Regions from separate parts of the Homo sapiens genome. Here region 1 is linked to region 2. The links are chromatin loops, found by intact Hi-C in ENCODE. Cell type or tissue: dorsolateral prefrontal cortex. All regions are shown on one strand.

Region 1 (8,000 bases), 60 kb before region 2:
TTAACTATAGGCATTCTATAGTTGAGATAGAGCACTAGAACTTATTCCAGGTCTCTAGCTCTAATTTTATATCCTTTAATAAATCTCTCTCTAGCCCTCCCTTCCTCCTTCCCTATCCAGCCTCTTGTATCCTCTTTTCTTCTTTTTACTTCTATGAGATCACCCCCTTTTTTTCTTAGCTTCTACATATGCGTGAGAACATGTGCTGTTTAACTTTCTGCTCCTGGCTTATTTCACTTATCCTCAAGTTCCATCCACATTGCTGTGGATGACAGGATTCCATTCTTTTTATGGCTGAATAGTATTCCATTTTGTATGTACAACACATTTTCTTTATCCATTCACCTGTTATTGGACACCTAGGTTTAGTGCATATCTTCATTGTTGTGAATAGTGCTGCAATAAATATGGAGTGCAGATATCTCTTCAATACACTTCTTTCCTTTCTTTTGGATAAATGCCCAATAGTGGGATTGCTGGATCATACAGTGGTCCTATTTGTAGTTTTTGGAGGAACCTCCATACTATTTTCCATAGCGGCCGTACTGGTTAACATTCCTACTAACAGTGTATAAGAGTCACTACCAGCATTTGTTATTTTTTGTCTTTTTGATAATAGCCATCCTAACTGGGGTGAAATGATACTTCCTTGTGGTTTTGATCTGCGTTTCCCTGATCAGTGATGTGGAGCATTTTTTCATATATTTGCTGGCCATTAGTATATCTTATTTTGAGAAATGTCTATTCAGTTCCTCTTATTCTTATTCATGCACCAGACATTTACTATTTACTATGTGGAAGGTGAAACGATGGGCATTAAGATTGTTCTAAAGATGAGTAAGTCAAATATGGCCTACCTCAGGCTCCTGTGCTTCACTTTTCTTTTCATGGCAGGCAATTATTTTAGCTTTTAATTTGCATACAGTAAATTTTCTCCTTTTGGTGTGCTGCTTGGCTTTTTAGTCTCAGCCTCAATGCAAACAAATAAAAATGACAATTTTTTGATATTGAATATGCCCTCTCTCATCAGTAAATAAAACCTTCTAGCCTAGAGTTATTTGAGTCTCTGGCTATACAAAAATTGAGGAGCCTTCCAATAACTGGAGCTTTTTAAAACACCAGTCTGAACAATTAAACTTGTTTTTGGATGTAAAATGTTGGTGACAGCTGTCATTTTTTTTGAAGCAGTTATGTGGTCTTTGAAAATTATACATGCCTGTTCTGAGCTTCTCTCCCCACCAGAGTTGAGACCCTTCTATAATCACTACAGGTGTGACAGGTTAAGATTTTTTCATTATAGCAAAGCAGAAAGAATAAAAGAGTTTTAATGAAAGGTGTAGTCTCCTGAGCTGAAACTGCATTACCGACCTGAAGCCCTGGAAAATGCTAATACTCGGTATATTAAAAGAACAGCCAGCTTAGTCCCCTTAATGCCCATTTGCCTGAATTTATGAGATATCATTCCTTTCAGCTTGGCATTTGTGAAGTTATCCAGCTGGGAGTGAGTCAAGTTTTTTTTTTTTTTTCTGTCACTAATTCATTAAAAATGCCAGTCATACGAAGCAACTCAAGTGAGACCATCTGCCTTTCTGAAAACCTTAAATACCCAAGAGATAGAGGAACTGTACGCCTTGGTCCTGGAGTGGAACTGCTGCTCTTAGAAAGGGCACAGCCTTGGGTAAAGGCCAGTTGTGCCATGGATAATGTGTCTGACTACGGATCAGAAAGGTCATGGCCTCCACAGCCGACACACCTAATCCCACTCCCAGTCCCCACTTCCTTACCTGGCAAGCAGTGGAAGCCTGTGAGCCTCAGCCATTTCACTTGAAAAGGGCTGATAACACTGACCTCCCAGAGCTGTTTAGGTCCTCAGGGTTAACCTGCTTTCTTTCACTTTAATGAACTTTTAGGGATATACCACAAAGACTGGAAGTAGCCCCTTTCCCCTCTGAGAAAGAGATAGAAATGATCTCGATTTGTAGTTTCTGATTTTCAAAAGTAAATAACCATGTTTTTAAATAAATGTAAAACTGATCAGACCTTTGCTGAGAGGGATGTAAGGTAAATTACTATAGGATATTTTTTCAGAGTCTTCTTTTCCACACTTAAGATAAATTAATTTTAAAAAGTTCTTTCTTCTGGAAAAGGATTTATAGCAAAATTACTTGAATGCCTAAAAAATAATTGGAGAAAGAGTGGAAGATGTCATATTCATTCATCCAACAAACAGGTACGAGTGTCTGCCACATGCTAGTCATTGTTCTAAGTGTCTGAGCTCCTGCAGGGAACAAAACTGGCCAAAATCCCTGCCTGCTTGGAGCTTCCCTTCTTGTAGGGGAGGGAAGACAGTACAAAATAAATAACTAAATGATGTAGTGTGTAGGAGAGTGCAAAATGCTATGGGGAAAAATGAGTTAGGGAAGATAGTGGGGAGAATTAAAACTCTAATGCAAAATGATCACCGGCTTAATGTGATGTAAGTTATTTAAGGCCACTTTTCAAAAATTTGGATTATATCTAAAATATTCTTTTTTTGTTTCATGGGTGATGATCAAAATATCACTGTATACAGATCCCCCTCTTCTTTGGTTTTATCCACATAAAAATGTCTAATATGTATGTCAACTTAAACTGAGGCCATAGCATTAAATGCCAGCAGATTTGCTTGATAGGAAGAACCTAGGAATGGTAGAGCCCACAGACACAGAACTGCTTTCTTTTCTTTCCTGATAAATAAGGTGATACAATCTTTGCTTCTTTAATCATGACGAAGTTTCAGCCCAAATGTTGTAGGTGCTTGAAGGAAATGGGAACAAGCAATAAATCTGGGATTGACTTCACAGAGGTCTCTGACAGTATGATGATCTAACATGTACTACCTAGGGATAAATAAAATACCATCTTTCTGACATGAAGGAAAAAACAAAATGTACCCAGGAGCATTCATTAGAACTTTAAAGCCAGCCTAAAATCCTCCGTTGGTGTAAAAGAAAAGAAAGGCTGTGTATATCACGTTGAATATGCCTTGGGATAGATCAATTCTACAGGGTGCAAAAATATTCTATAGAACAGTTGGTAAACTGCAAATGAATTTAGCTATGTTAACCATATGTGAATAATGCCATCCTGTAATGATTTTAAGTGAGTCATATGCATGACAAGTAGAGGATATTTAGTGCCAAATAATTGTATTAGCCAACAGGAATTTGATAATCATTATGAAGAGAGCAAAATCACATTTTATACTCTGTTCAGTTTGGAGAAGGTTGCTGAGGTCTCCAGGAGCCAATCACAACCTTCTCTTCTGTTCCTTTTCCTGTTGTGCAGGGAGTGCTGTGCTTTCTGATTGCTCTTTGGAACCACACTGCAATTTTATTTGCTTTCTTATTAAAATAAAACAAGATGAACAAACAAAATCAACATAAATGAGAATAACACAAGCTTATACACATTCGCACACACGAAAATATAGAACTAGAGTTTATAGAACCTGATTTTGTCTTTTACTTTTACCTTTTGGTTGCATATACTCTTGAAGTTATATTCCTTTCCAGGCAATTAGAATGTTATTACTGCAGCAAGAAGACTACCTATTGAGAGAAAGTATAATCCTACGCAATGTTCTGTGTGAAATGTTTGTGCGCAAAGAGGTGACTCCAGGGAGACTGGTTTTTGAGGAACTATAAAGCTGCAGGCAGAAATCTTGATCAGGGCTCATAGGCCTTGACTCCGCTTTCATTCTTCAGTGAGGATGTGGCCTCGCTAGAGCTGAGTTTGCTTCAGGAATCAGGAGGTCACAGTGTTTATAAATATTCCTTGTTAATAAGAAGCCTGTATACTGAAAGCATACTTTTTTTCCCCAATGCTCTATACGTCTGGATATAAAAGGACCAGGGCAGAGCAGGAATTGGGTTTTTCTTTCAAGTCTGACATAACTGTACCCCAGAGGGGAATATGGGCAGCAGCTGTGTATCCTGGGAGTAAGGAAAAAGCTGTTCTAAGATATGCTACATTGAGTGCTGATCTGTGGGTCCATATTACTTCCATTCAGTGTTGTGTCTTTAGAAACATTGAGGAGAGCATGTAAACTATTCTCACCAAATTCTCACTCATGAAAAATTGCAGTCATGGTGGCCTTTATATGTATTTTTAATGCTGCAATCTTTATTCATATACCGTCTCATTATATTCTTGCACATATTTCCTTTAAAAAGTGGCAAAAATAAATGTGCACATAAAATAAAATGCTGTAAAAAAATGCTGTGCTGTATATAACGAAGCCCTAGGAAAATAGCTTATTATGAAGACAGTTTACCTCCAACTCTGAAAGTTTTTATCAAAACATTCAACAGAGTTTGTATGCATGTCATCCTAAGCCAAGATAGAATAAAAATAAAATGTTGAGCCAAATTCTTACCTAAACTACTTACTTATTCTGGAGGAGGCACATTTGGATTGGCATTCACTCTTTTAGCTACTGAGAAAACAACTGATTGAGTTATATGTAATTATAACGTGCAATATAAAATTAACCACTTACCAGATGTACAGTGTGCAGGATATAATCAGGGTTTCTCAGCCCGAGCACCATTTCTTTGTTGTGGGGGGAATTACCTGAGCACTGTGGATCTTTAGCGGTATCTCTGGTCTCCACCTTCTAGATGCTGGTAGCACACGCACTCTCCAGTTGGGACAATCAAATATGTCCCAAGACATTGAAAAATGCCTCTAGGGGTACAAAATTACCCCACTGGCATGTACAGTACTGAATAAATATAACTACAGTATAAGACAGAGGTTTTGGATGGTGCAGACCAGCGCTGGAAAGGTTTTGAAGCACGTGAGCTCCTCTGGCAAGGAGTGTTGGGGAGGCTACAAGGAAGAGGTGAGATTTGACTGGCGCTTGAGGTTGTGTAGGATTTTGGATTTAACTGTAGTTTGCTTATTAGTCTCCCTTTAATGGTATCTAATCTAACTGGTGTTTGTGTTTGAAATACGCCTTATTGGTTTCAAAGAGGTTTGAATTTCTAAATATGTCAAAATTTGTGCATAAACCAGAAATTGAAAGACTTTAAATATTTTTTATTTCCCTTTTTAAACTAAGAATGAATTTTTCCTGAACTTCATAATGTGGGTATATTGGAATTAAAAGCAACTGGAGGTAATTAGATTGGGCATAAGCTGAATGTTCTCCGTTTACAAATGTCATAAAGACACTTGGCATTATTTTACTGAAAAGGAAGTAAAATATCAGACCTTGTATTAATAATGTTAGCTTTTAGCAGGGTCTCCTCCCAACCTCTACCCACACTCCAAAAAAGGCAAAAGGCATGTCAAGTTGTTTAGACATTTCCCCAGTTCATCTTTTACAAATCAAAATTGTGCAAAGTTGTCTTTCAAATATTTATTGAATTTTAATCTTTGAAGGCATCACCTTTCTCAAAGATAATGACTTGCTCTTATTGTGTCATGTTTGGAAAACAGCTGTTATCACATGCTGCTGTGTAGAAGCATCATTCTCTTCCTAGCATTCCTTATTAAGTCTGATTGAGCAACATCAGCTATGCACTTAACCAAGTGTGAGATTAATCATGATTCTGTATCCACCAAACTTTGTAGTTCTGAATTATCCAAAAAAGAAGTCTTCCAGAAGGACTTGCTCTTAAATTCTTCTCCAAAAGCATTAACATTCTGTCCCAGGTGGAACAAATGTGTCAGTATTGATATCACTATATAGGAAATTAAATTATGAGATTATGGCAAAAATTATAATGGTGTTGACATTATTATGAGTGTAGCACAAATCAGATTATATCATGAGTTAGGTTATAAATTAAAGGCATATAAATAGTTAAATGCATTCCAACAAATGTAAATTTTAATAAAAAATAGTATGGCAAAATGCTCACATCAACAGAGACATACCTTATACAGCACTCAGTATCTAGTAGACTCTCAAAAAATGTTTGTCCAATTAAGCTTTTTTTGTTAACTACTGTCCTGAAGTATGATGTAGAAAAAAACTTTTTGAGTTGCAAATTTTGCTATAATTTTTTTTCTCTCTTTGCTTCTGGCCCTGGACTTCTATTATTAATTATTACTAGAAATTCTCCTGAAATTAGATTTCAAGAAGAATTCTATGAATAAGACAGTAAATGACATGTCCATATCTGATTCAACTATACTGGGACACAAGGTAATAGCCCCGATATTTCTTGGAGTCCCTTCTAGTGTTATACTCGATCCTAAAGTCATATGGCAAAAATTGCTTATTTCACAGAGTCTATGTTAAAGTCATTATGAGACGATGAAAGACACAGCTTATGGCTTAAGACGGTTTGGTGGGGAACCTTGACTGTAAATTAAATGGAATATGATAGAATGGTTGGAATACAAACACCTGTATTAAATATTTTTTTTAAATGAGGTGAGAGTACCAGATGTCCTGTGGGCTCATTCTTTTTTGGTGCATCTTATTTTTCTTTATTGTTAGCAGAAATATGAAATACATTAAAACTCCTTCACATCTGTGCAACAAAAATAGAATAAGAAAGCAAATGACATGACTGCTAGATAAAGCACTACCTAAAATAATTGCCTTAAGCTATTTGGAGATTTATTGTAAATTAAATTGCAGGAATGTGCATGATAAAAATGGCATCTGTCATTGAAAAACAATATAATTTATTTTAAAATGGATCCATGTGCATGCTTAGATTGACAGGTCTTTAAATGTTGATGATAATTTTATCACTACCACCCCCAAGCCCCAATATTTTATGTGCTGTTTGCTTTGGGATTTTCCTTGAATTAAAAATTGAACAATCTTATTGCAGTGCAGAAAGAATTTCATTACTTTCAGAGGTGACCTTCCAGATTCTATTAGGACAAGAAAATAGCCTTTCACAACATCAGTCAAAATCTGTCTTTCCATACGAGCTTCACCTGGGTCTAGCACCTCCAAATGCTCTAGAAACTCTTTGACATTTCTCCTTCTGCCTGTCCTTCCCAGCCAAAGTCAACAATACATATGTGCTAAGATTGTTTGGGGGTCATCTTCTTTTTTGTTTTGTCATATGATGCTGACACTGGAATTTCCGTTGCATAGGCTCTTCAAGTTAAAAGTTAGTACCTTGAAGATAGGGATTGAATATCGTGGTTTTTTTTTTTTAATATCCTATTTCTTAACTTCCCAGAGAACCTAATTCACATGCCTGTGCCTAATGGGCATCTTGTAACATTATTAACTGGTTCTTTTCGATAAATACCCCATGATTCCTTTAAAGATTATCTTGACTTATCCTGCACTTTTTAGGTATACCATCAGAATTACAAACCAAATATTAATCAACTATTTTCAGCTTTTCTGTCAAAGATGTAATAGTGCCAAAGGAGACAGGATTTTTATTTGTTATTATATAGAAAGTCATAATATTTTTATTTTAAAGTGATACCAAAATATATGTTGAACCTAGCATTCTCAGTTCAGCTCAATTAACAGCTATGAAGAGTTATATTTTTATTACTTCAAGAGAATTGATAATCCCATAAACTTTCCAAAAGAACACTCTTGAAGATGGTATCTGATTTCCTCTGTTTCAGCATTCTGAAATCCAGGTTTTTTCACCTAAGGAAATCTATTAGCACCCACTTCCTACTATACATAGAACTACTTAAATACTCTTCTCTGTAATTTCCATTTGGATTTGAGCATGACCATGGAAGTAACATGTACGAAAACTATAATAGCATCTGACAGGTAGTCTCTAGGATGCTTTCCCCTCTCAGGAGGGATTGCCTAACCAATGGGGTATGAGGAATTTGGAAAAGTATTATGCAAAATAACCTTATATTAGAAGATGGAGAGTAAAAGACAGACAAAGAGAGTTTGAAAATATGAGGTCTATTTATCTGAAAAAAAGCAATGAACCTCACTAATTTAGTGACTTTTCAGTTATGTGAAGAATAATGACAACGTTTTCTCTATCAATACACAAACA
Region 2 (8,000 bases):
AAGGAAATGGATTTTCCCCCAGAGCCTGAAGGCAAGTATCAGCCCTGCAGAGACTTTGCTTTTAGCTCAGTGAGATCCATGTAAGATTCTGACCTACAGGAGTTTAAAGTAATAAGTTTGTGTAGTTTAAGTCTCTAAGTTTGTGGTTATTTATTGTGGTAGCAATTTTAAAAAGCTAATATCTGCATTGTTGACATTTTGGACAGCACGGTTCTGTGTTTTGTGAGACTACCCAGTGCATTTTAGGGCCGTTAGTATTGCTGGGTTCTGACCACTTATGTGAATGCCAGCACTTCTCCCCATAACCCACCACCACTCCCCACCCAACCCACTCACACATTTCCTCCTGCACCACAAGGGAGCTGTGTTCCACTCCTGGTTGAGAACAGTCTCCAGAGCAAGGGTGAGCCTCTCTTTCTCTTTTTCTTCTCCTGGTTTTGGAGTTCAAGGACTCAGACCTGAAGACCCAAATTACATATGCTTTTCCCTCTTATTCTCTTCTTCTTTCAAGCTATGAAGAATAACTATACCGTATAAGATATAAATACAATTTAGCCAAATACCTGATCAGATCTTATCTTCAAATTACCAGGCCAAGTGCCGAGGGAGCAAGAATATTTATAAAACCTTCTGTTCTCCAACAGAGACAGGCTGATGAAATATAGCACTCATTCACTTATTCATTCAGTACTATGTACTGAATAGTACTATGTACTTTTATATACATAACACTATATTAGGGGCTATGGTCACAGAAAAATGAAAAAGACCTGATCTCTGCACCAAAGGCACTTCAGTTTAACAAAGAAGAAATTCTTGCAGGAATAACTATCATATGAGCTAGAATATGGTGGAGGCCATGAAAGAGAAGGTTCAGGGTTGTGTATCTGTGTGTGAAGATATCGTAGGATGCACAGGAGAGGAAACTATTATTTCAAGCTGACAGAAACAGAAAATGTCGGAGGCAGGCGGATACTTTGAGCCTGGGAATTTGAGGGCTGCAGTGAGCAATGATGGATGGCGCCACTGCAGAGGGAGACCCTGTCTCAAAAAAGAAAAATGTGTATTTCAAACAGTCAACAGCATTTGAACTAGAACTTAAAGGGGAAGTAGGAATTCTACAGGTAGAGGAGAACAAAGATTGAGCATAGGCATGCAGGTACGGAAATGTTTTGCGATTTGAGGAAATTGGTCCCAATCTACTGCTTATATTCTGTGAAGGCAGCAGGGAGGAGCACTGGAGCATCTGGGCTGTGCAATTTCACCCAGCTCTGGGGTTGAATCCTGACTCTGTTGCTTACTAGCAGTGTGATATTGGGAATGACTTCCATGCTCTGAGCCTCAGTGTTCTCATCTATAAGACAAAGATAAGAAGAGCCTGGTGGGATCGCAAAATAAAATATATTGGGGGATGTAGAGTAGTGGAAGATAAGGAGTAACAGACTGTTGGCAATGAACAACTGAGATCATAATTTACTTCAAAAGTTGTTGGGTATCTGGTGTGTCCACACTAGGGCCTGAGGAGGCAACAATGACTTAGAAAGAGCCTCCACATCCAAGGAGCTTCCAATGTGGCCAAGGAGATAGATGTGGGAATTAAAACATTAAAAATACAGTAAGAAATGTACAGGAATAGAAAGAAGGTCAAGATACAAAAGGGCTGCTGAGATGGCAGTGGATGAGAAGGAAAAGTCCCAGAAGTCTTGCTAGAGGAAGAACTATCAGAACTAGCAGCGGGTTTAAGAATAATTTTATAGGGTGACAAGACAGAGAAAAACATTTCCAGGCAGAGAGGAGCAGCACGGTATTGTTGATAGGCTGCAGACAGCATGGAACAGCTGGAATACCAAGTGCAGGCTGGGGCAAGGAGTACTTAAATATAAGGCTTCACAGGAGGAAGAGATCATTCTGATGGGCTTCTCATGCCATTCCAGGGAGCTGACCCTCCAGTCTATAGGTCTTGGGGCCAGTGCTTCACTGGGGAAGAATGGGGCAATTTAGAAAGCTCCCATGGACTGAAGTAGAGAATGAATGGGAGAGCTCCAAGACTAGAGGCTAGAAGACCTCTAAGGGGCTATGATGGAAGTTCAAGAACACTTGGTCCAGGGAGCAAACATAGGGGTGGAAAGAAGGAAGGAGCTGAAGCAGTAATTGGGAGGTAGAACTACCAGGATGCAATGACCAGTCAGACCTGGGCAATAAGAATGAAAGTGTTCGGGACAATATCAGGCCTCTGGTTGGGCAATGGAATCATTAACCAAGATAGGAAATGTGGGAGAAAGGATGGACCTGGGTGGGAAGGTAGAAAGGATAAATCACAGTGCATTCAGTTTCGAATACTTTTTATTTTGAGACACCTGAAGAAAATACAAGGGGAAATAACCAGGTTGCAGAAGGCATGGCTTTGGCAAGCTCTCTGTCATGATTTTAGCAACTTCTTTCTTTCGTTATGATCCTTAACTCAAGGTTTTATTTTCTCTTTTTATGTGATAAATCATTGAGGTTGTGTTTTTAAATGTCCAGAAAATCGAGTTACTTCTTTTTAATAATGGCATCTAGATTTATGAGTATCTTAGCTGAAAGAACAGATCCCAGTTATACAAATATTAAAAGTACCTGATCTTTATTAATTTGTACTGAGTGTTTTGTTTTAAATATTTCAAGAAAAGTAAGAATTATTGTTTGTGTAGCTCTGATAATGTACACATAAATAGCACTTGTCATGGTGGGAACACTGTGCTTTAGAAAAGATAAAATGTCTTAGACAAAGAACAGAGTCCCACTTAGGAAGCAGTTTACCATCTGAAATCATGAAAGGCACCAAGTACTATAACCTCAGGGAAAGGACAAGATGTCCTGCATTGAAAAAAACATAATGGTTTTAGTAGCCCTTTAGACAGGGGAAAAAAAAGCTGCTAGTCAAGAGAAAGTGCTATTTTGTTACCAGTACATGCTGTTCCCATGAGTTATTGGAAATAAAGAAATATATACTCTCTACACTGCTGGGCTTTCTAAACTCTGCACTAAAAATACCTTATAGTTGCACAAACAGACAGAACTAGAAAATTATTTTTATTTTCTTGAGATATTAAAGGGAGCTTGCACCGATCCTTAGTGTCTATATTCCACAGTTTCCCTACACTTCTCCCACATTCAATTGAGGAAATAAAAACAAGATCCTCTCTACTTTATTTTAAAATAATGATTTTTTTAAAACAGTGTCTCACTTTGTTTCCCAGGCTGGAGTGCAGTGGTGCAATCACAACTCACTGCAGCCTCAACCTCCCAGGCTCAGGTGATCCTTCCACCTCAGCCTCTTGAGTAGCTGGGACTACAAGTGCATGCCACCATGCCTGGCTAATTTTTGTATTTTTTTGTGGAGATGAGGTCTCCCCATGTTGCCCACGCTGATCTCAACTCCTGGGCTCAAGCGATCCTCTTGCCTTGGCCTCTCAAAGTGCTGGGATTACAGATGTGAGCCACTGTGCCTGGCCAATAATAAAAATGAGTAAGATGTATCATTGAAATGCTCCAAAGGAGAGCATCATATTACTTATAAAATATTTTATAAAAGCTAACCTCTGATTATTTGCATACCATATGCTCTTTACATATACTAACTCATATCATTACCTTCACTTTTAATGAATGAGAACACGGGCCGGGTGCAGTGGCATACCCCTGTAATCCCAGCACTTTGGAAGGCCGAGGTGGGTGAGGTGCTTCAGCCAAGGAGTTCAGGACCACATGGAGTCTGGGCAACATGGAAAAACCCTGTGTCTACATATATATATATGTGAATGCACTATGTACATACACATACACACACACACAAATTAACCAGGCATGGTGGCGCGTACCAGCTACTTGAGGGCTGAGGTGGGCAGATCACTTGAGCTCAGGAGGTCAGGCTGCAGTGAGCCATGATCATGCCACTGTACTCCAGCCTGGGTGACAGAGCGAAACCCTGTCTCAAACAACAACAACAAATAAGGAAACTGAAACCTGTGGGGTTAAATGATTCACCCGACGTCTCTTAGCTAGTGTGTTGCATTACAGGCAATACATATCTACTTTTGCCTGATTCTAAAGCCTGTTTCCATAGAGAATTCTACCACCAATGCATTTCAATTGAAGTCTATTAGGTTTAGATCAATCATGATAAACTTCCTTTCTCACGATGGCATAAACACCCACCCAGTTACCCAGGCCAGAAACCTGAGCATCCCAGCTGCCAGCCCCTCACCCTCGCCCCCACATCTGAAGTGCTAGCAGTCTTCAGTTCTGCCTTCTCAGCACCTCTCAAAGTCATCAGTTTCTTCTCATCTCCACTGCCACCAGTGAGCGTAAACCGCCTACTTTTTCCTTGGACAATAACAACACTTCTAAACAATCTCCCATGCATTCCCCTTTATCCAGGGCCATGCCTTGCAAAACTCACCTCAGATAGATGGTGTCATTCCCCTGTCTACTGCTTCTCACCGGCTTTCCTCAAGAGCAGGCGGATCTTACTGGTAAGAGTGAGGGCCTGCAGTATCAACAGCCACACAGCAGGCAGCCTTGAAATTCTATGAGGAAGAGGAGGTATCCTTAGAATCAGCAAACCTGGTGTTACAAGGCGTATTTGTTTTCTAGGGCTGCCGAAACAAACTACCACAAACGGGCAGTTTAGAACCACAGAAATTTATTCTGTCATAGTCCTGTAGGCTAGAAGTCTGACATCAAGGTATTGGCAGAGCCATGCTCACTCTGAAGGCTCTAGGGACCCTTCCTTGCCTCTTCCTAGCTTCTGGGAGTTGCTGGCAATCCGTGGCATTCCTTGGCTTGCAGCTGTATCACCCCCAGTCTCTGCCTCTATCATCATATGGCCTTCATCTCTGTGTGTCTGTCCTCTGTGTCAAATCTCTCTTCTCACTCTCCTTATAAGGACACCAGTCATTGGATTTAGGCCCACCCAGATCCAGTATGACCTCATCTCAACTTCATTACATCTTCAAAGACTCTGTGCCAAATAAGGTCATATTCACAGGTACTGTGGATTAGGACTTCAACATATCTTTTGGGGAGACACAATTCAACCTGCTTCACCAGATTTGCCTGATAACTTTGCACTTTCAAACCTTGGATTTCTCATTTATACAACAGGAATGCTAATATCCAATTTTCAGGGTTACTGTGAACATCAGACTTCATGTGTGTCATGTGTTCCTCACAGCGCCTGCCTCACAGATACCATGCTGTAAATGGCAGCTGCTTTACAGCCAGACTTTTTTCTTTAAAAATTTATTTGTAAGCTAACTTCTATTCTAAATGCACCAATGAAACTTACCATTTAAAGAAACCCTGCATCAAAGCCGTTGTGAAACAAAGAAAAATAATCTTCCTAATTTATGTTTTGATTCTGACTCCTACATGCTGAGTGTCTTTATAGCAGGATATACAGACTATCACAAAACAAACCAAAATCCAAACTCAGATTTTAGGTTTATCCAAGGGTGTTAATCTATGCGTGATGTGACTTCAGACTAAGCTGGCAGAGAAACTGATTGAGGAAACCCATCCATGTTCCCTACACGGTCATGACCATTTCAAGGCGAGGCACCACAGTGCTCAGGATGGCAGGTGCAGCTAAGAGCAGCTTTGCCATCTCTTTTGCTTTCGTCCATCCACCTGCTTATTAGAAGGAGAGACAGGATATTGGAAGGGAAATCAATTCCTCTTTGCAAATTCAGATCTGCACCCTGGTGCCCTGCTGCCATCAGGCTTGTTACTAGCAGCTTCAGTGTCTTGCAGTTGGTCTCAGCAGCCCTGGGATTCCTGTGATAGCAGCAACCATGGTGCCAGGCATATGCATGCTTAGTTTAATCAGTGCTATTAGGCAATGTTTGGGCAGACTCCATTACAGAGAGTGGCAGACGCACTTAATGAGGGAGAAAGCATCATTGCAGAAACAGGAGGGCACAGTAAAGCAGTTTCTCACACTCAAAAGCTGGAGTTGACCCCTGCTCTCTGACAGCCTGACCCCCTGCAGGACGTGGACCCAGGGCCTTTACTGCTGTTCTGATCCATTCCCAGGTCCCCAGGAGCCTATTCTGTTGACAAGTCAGGAGGCATCTTCTGTCACTACCGTTCACAGTTGACAGATTGCGGAAGGGGGCAGGCTCTGCTGGTGGGGGGACTGCAACAGAAAAGACCTGTGGCTATGCATTGTGCTCTCTCCCATGATCTGTATAGAGACTACCCCTGAGCTAGGGTTTATTTGAAGCGATCGGAAGGCTTCTGCTCTAGAACTTTGTGGGAACTGGGACCTCAGCACAAAGATCAGCTTCAGGGACACACAGACATGGACTCTTATTCCTCTCATGGCACTCACTAGCTGTGCAGCCTTGAGCAAGTCTCCTGACCTCTCTGAGCCTCTTTTTCCTAATCTGTAAAATGTGGGTAGCAGCCCCTCACTTGCAGGGTGTCAGGAGAATTAAAGTTCTGTCTTTCCCTTTCCTATTCCAGGAAATGAGCCAGTATGTTGGGCAGTTAGCCATTTACCTATTTTGCAGGTGATAAATGCAGAGCGTATCTTAGCTCAGAAACCTATTTTCTTTCACAGTTATAAAGATCAACTGACGTTTTGTTTAGCATATGCTATGTAGCATTCCTGCATTCATTTTATAGGGACAGTATTTGGTATTAGTGATCTAAAACCAGTTAGACATGGAATATACACATAACACATACACACACGTGCACACACAAAACAGCTCATGGGGCAGTGAATGAAACCAAGGAGCAATTGTGAGTATATAACATAAATTTTGATAAAAGATATTCAGAAAATGGGCATTAAATCAAATTGAGAGGTGGTAGGGGACAGGGTGCTTTTTGAAAACAGGTGTTACTTTTCAAAAGAGAAGGGGAAAGAACATTCCAGGCACAGGTAACAACATGCACCAAGATGAGGAGGCCTGCAATGGAACTCCAGGTTTAGGGACTACAAGCATCTCAGTGTACTCTGCGGAAAATTAAAGCACACTCCTTCGTCTCTGTCCAAGGGCTTGTAAATTAGTTGAGGAGATGTGTGCGTGCCTTGGAGGGTAACTAACACCGGGCATGGTGATCATTTCAAACTGACAGAACAGAGATAAATGTAAGTAGGAGTAAGAGCTGAAAGCAACAAGTATTTGAGTCCACTTGTGTGCCAGGAACTACCCTGTCCTCCTCAGAACATGCGGTCCAGTGTTGCGCTATCCAATACACATGGCTACTCAGCCCTTGAAATGTGTCTAGTCTGAATTGAAATGTGTTGTATTAACACACACTCTGGTTTTCAGAAAGCTGATGCTGAAAAAAGTAAATATCTCATATCTCATTACTAATTCTTCTATTGATTACATGTTGAAACAATAATAATGTGGCTATATTCGATTATGTTAAATATGTCTTTAAAATTATTTTTACCTGTTTCTTGTTACTTTTATAATGTGGTTACTAGAATTTTCACAATGACATGTGCAGTTCACATTTTATTTCTGTTGGACAGCAGTTGTCTAGAGATCAAAAGATCTTGGCCAGGAATAGCAGAGAAGGACATGGAGCTTGAACACTACTGTAAAGAATGAGTAAGGCTCAGGTGCACATAAAGGTGAAGGATTTGCCAGAAGAAAGAGAATATGGTGGAATGTGCAATGTCTATTTAGGTGGTCTGGATGGAGCAGGTGAAAAGCTCTCGGATGTGTTTTGATAAAACAACATATTTTCAGGAATCTACACTCACATAGGTTGATAGGCTTCCTGAGGGTCAGTAGACAGACTTGCCCATTATTGGCAGCAACGATGGAAAATTACAACAGAGGGATCCCTAATCTGTCATTTTTGATGGTTTTTTGTCAAGGGCTGCCTTTGAGAAAACCAAAATCCCAACCATGATTAAAGTTTTGAAAAAACTCAGAGGATTGATTATTCCTGTCACACCCTTTATTTGGACTTCCTTAACCCAATGACTTCTT

The links. Hi-C counts contacts between places; a loop is a spot of excess contacts. Peaks named below come from ENCODE experiments on the same cell type or tissue, not always from the same donor. Only the 100,000 strongest peaks of a DNase experiment are listed, where the experiment ranks them.
Region 1: it touches region 2 in a loop (3-fold over the local background); 4 of 110 quality-filtered maps call a loop at or near these places.

What each region holds. Positions count from the first base shown.
Region 1 is chr9:19,721,829-19,729,828 of GRCh38, reverse strand. The region is part of intron 2 of SLC24A2 (solute carrier family 24 member 2); the gene reads left to right. Among named protein-coding and RNA genes, the nearest start is that of SLC24A2, 63 kb to the left of the region's middle. In dorsolateral prefrontal cortex, no CTCF peak of the experiment used is centred here; no DNase peak of the experiment used is centred here; H3K27ac peaks cover 4,899 bases.
Region 2 is chr9:19,661,618-19,669,617 of GRCh38, reverse strand. The region is part of intron 2 of SLC24A2 (solute carrier family 24 member 2); the gene reads left to right. Among named protein-coding and RNA genes, the nearest start is that of SLC24A2, 120 kb to the left of the region's middle. RefSeq lists an enhancer at 4,055-4,324. In dorsolateral prefrontal cortex, no CTCF peak of the experiment used is centred here; no DNase peak of the experiment used is centred here; H3K27ac peaks cover 7,584 bases.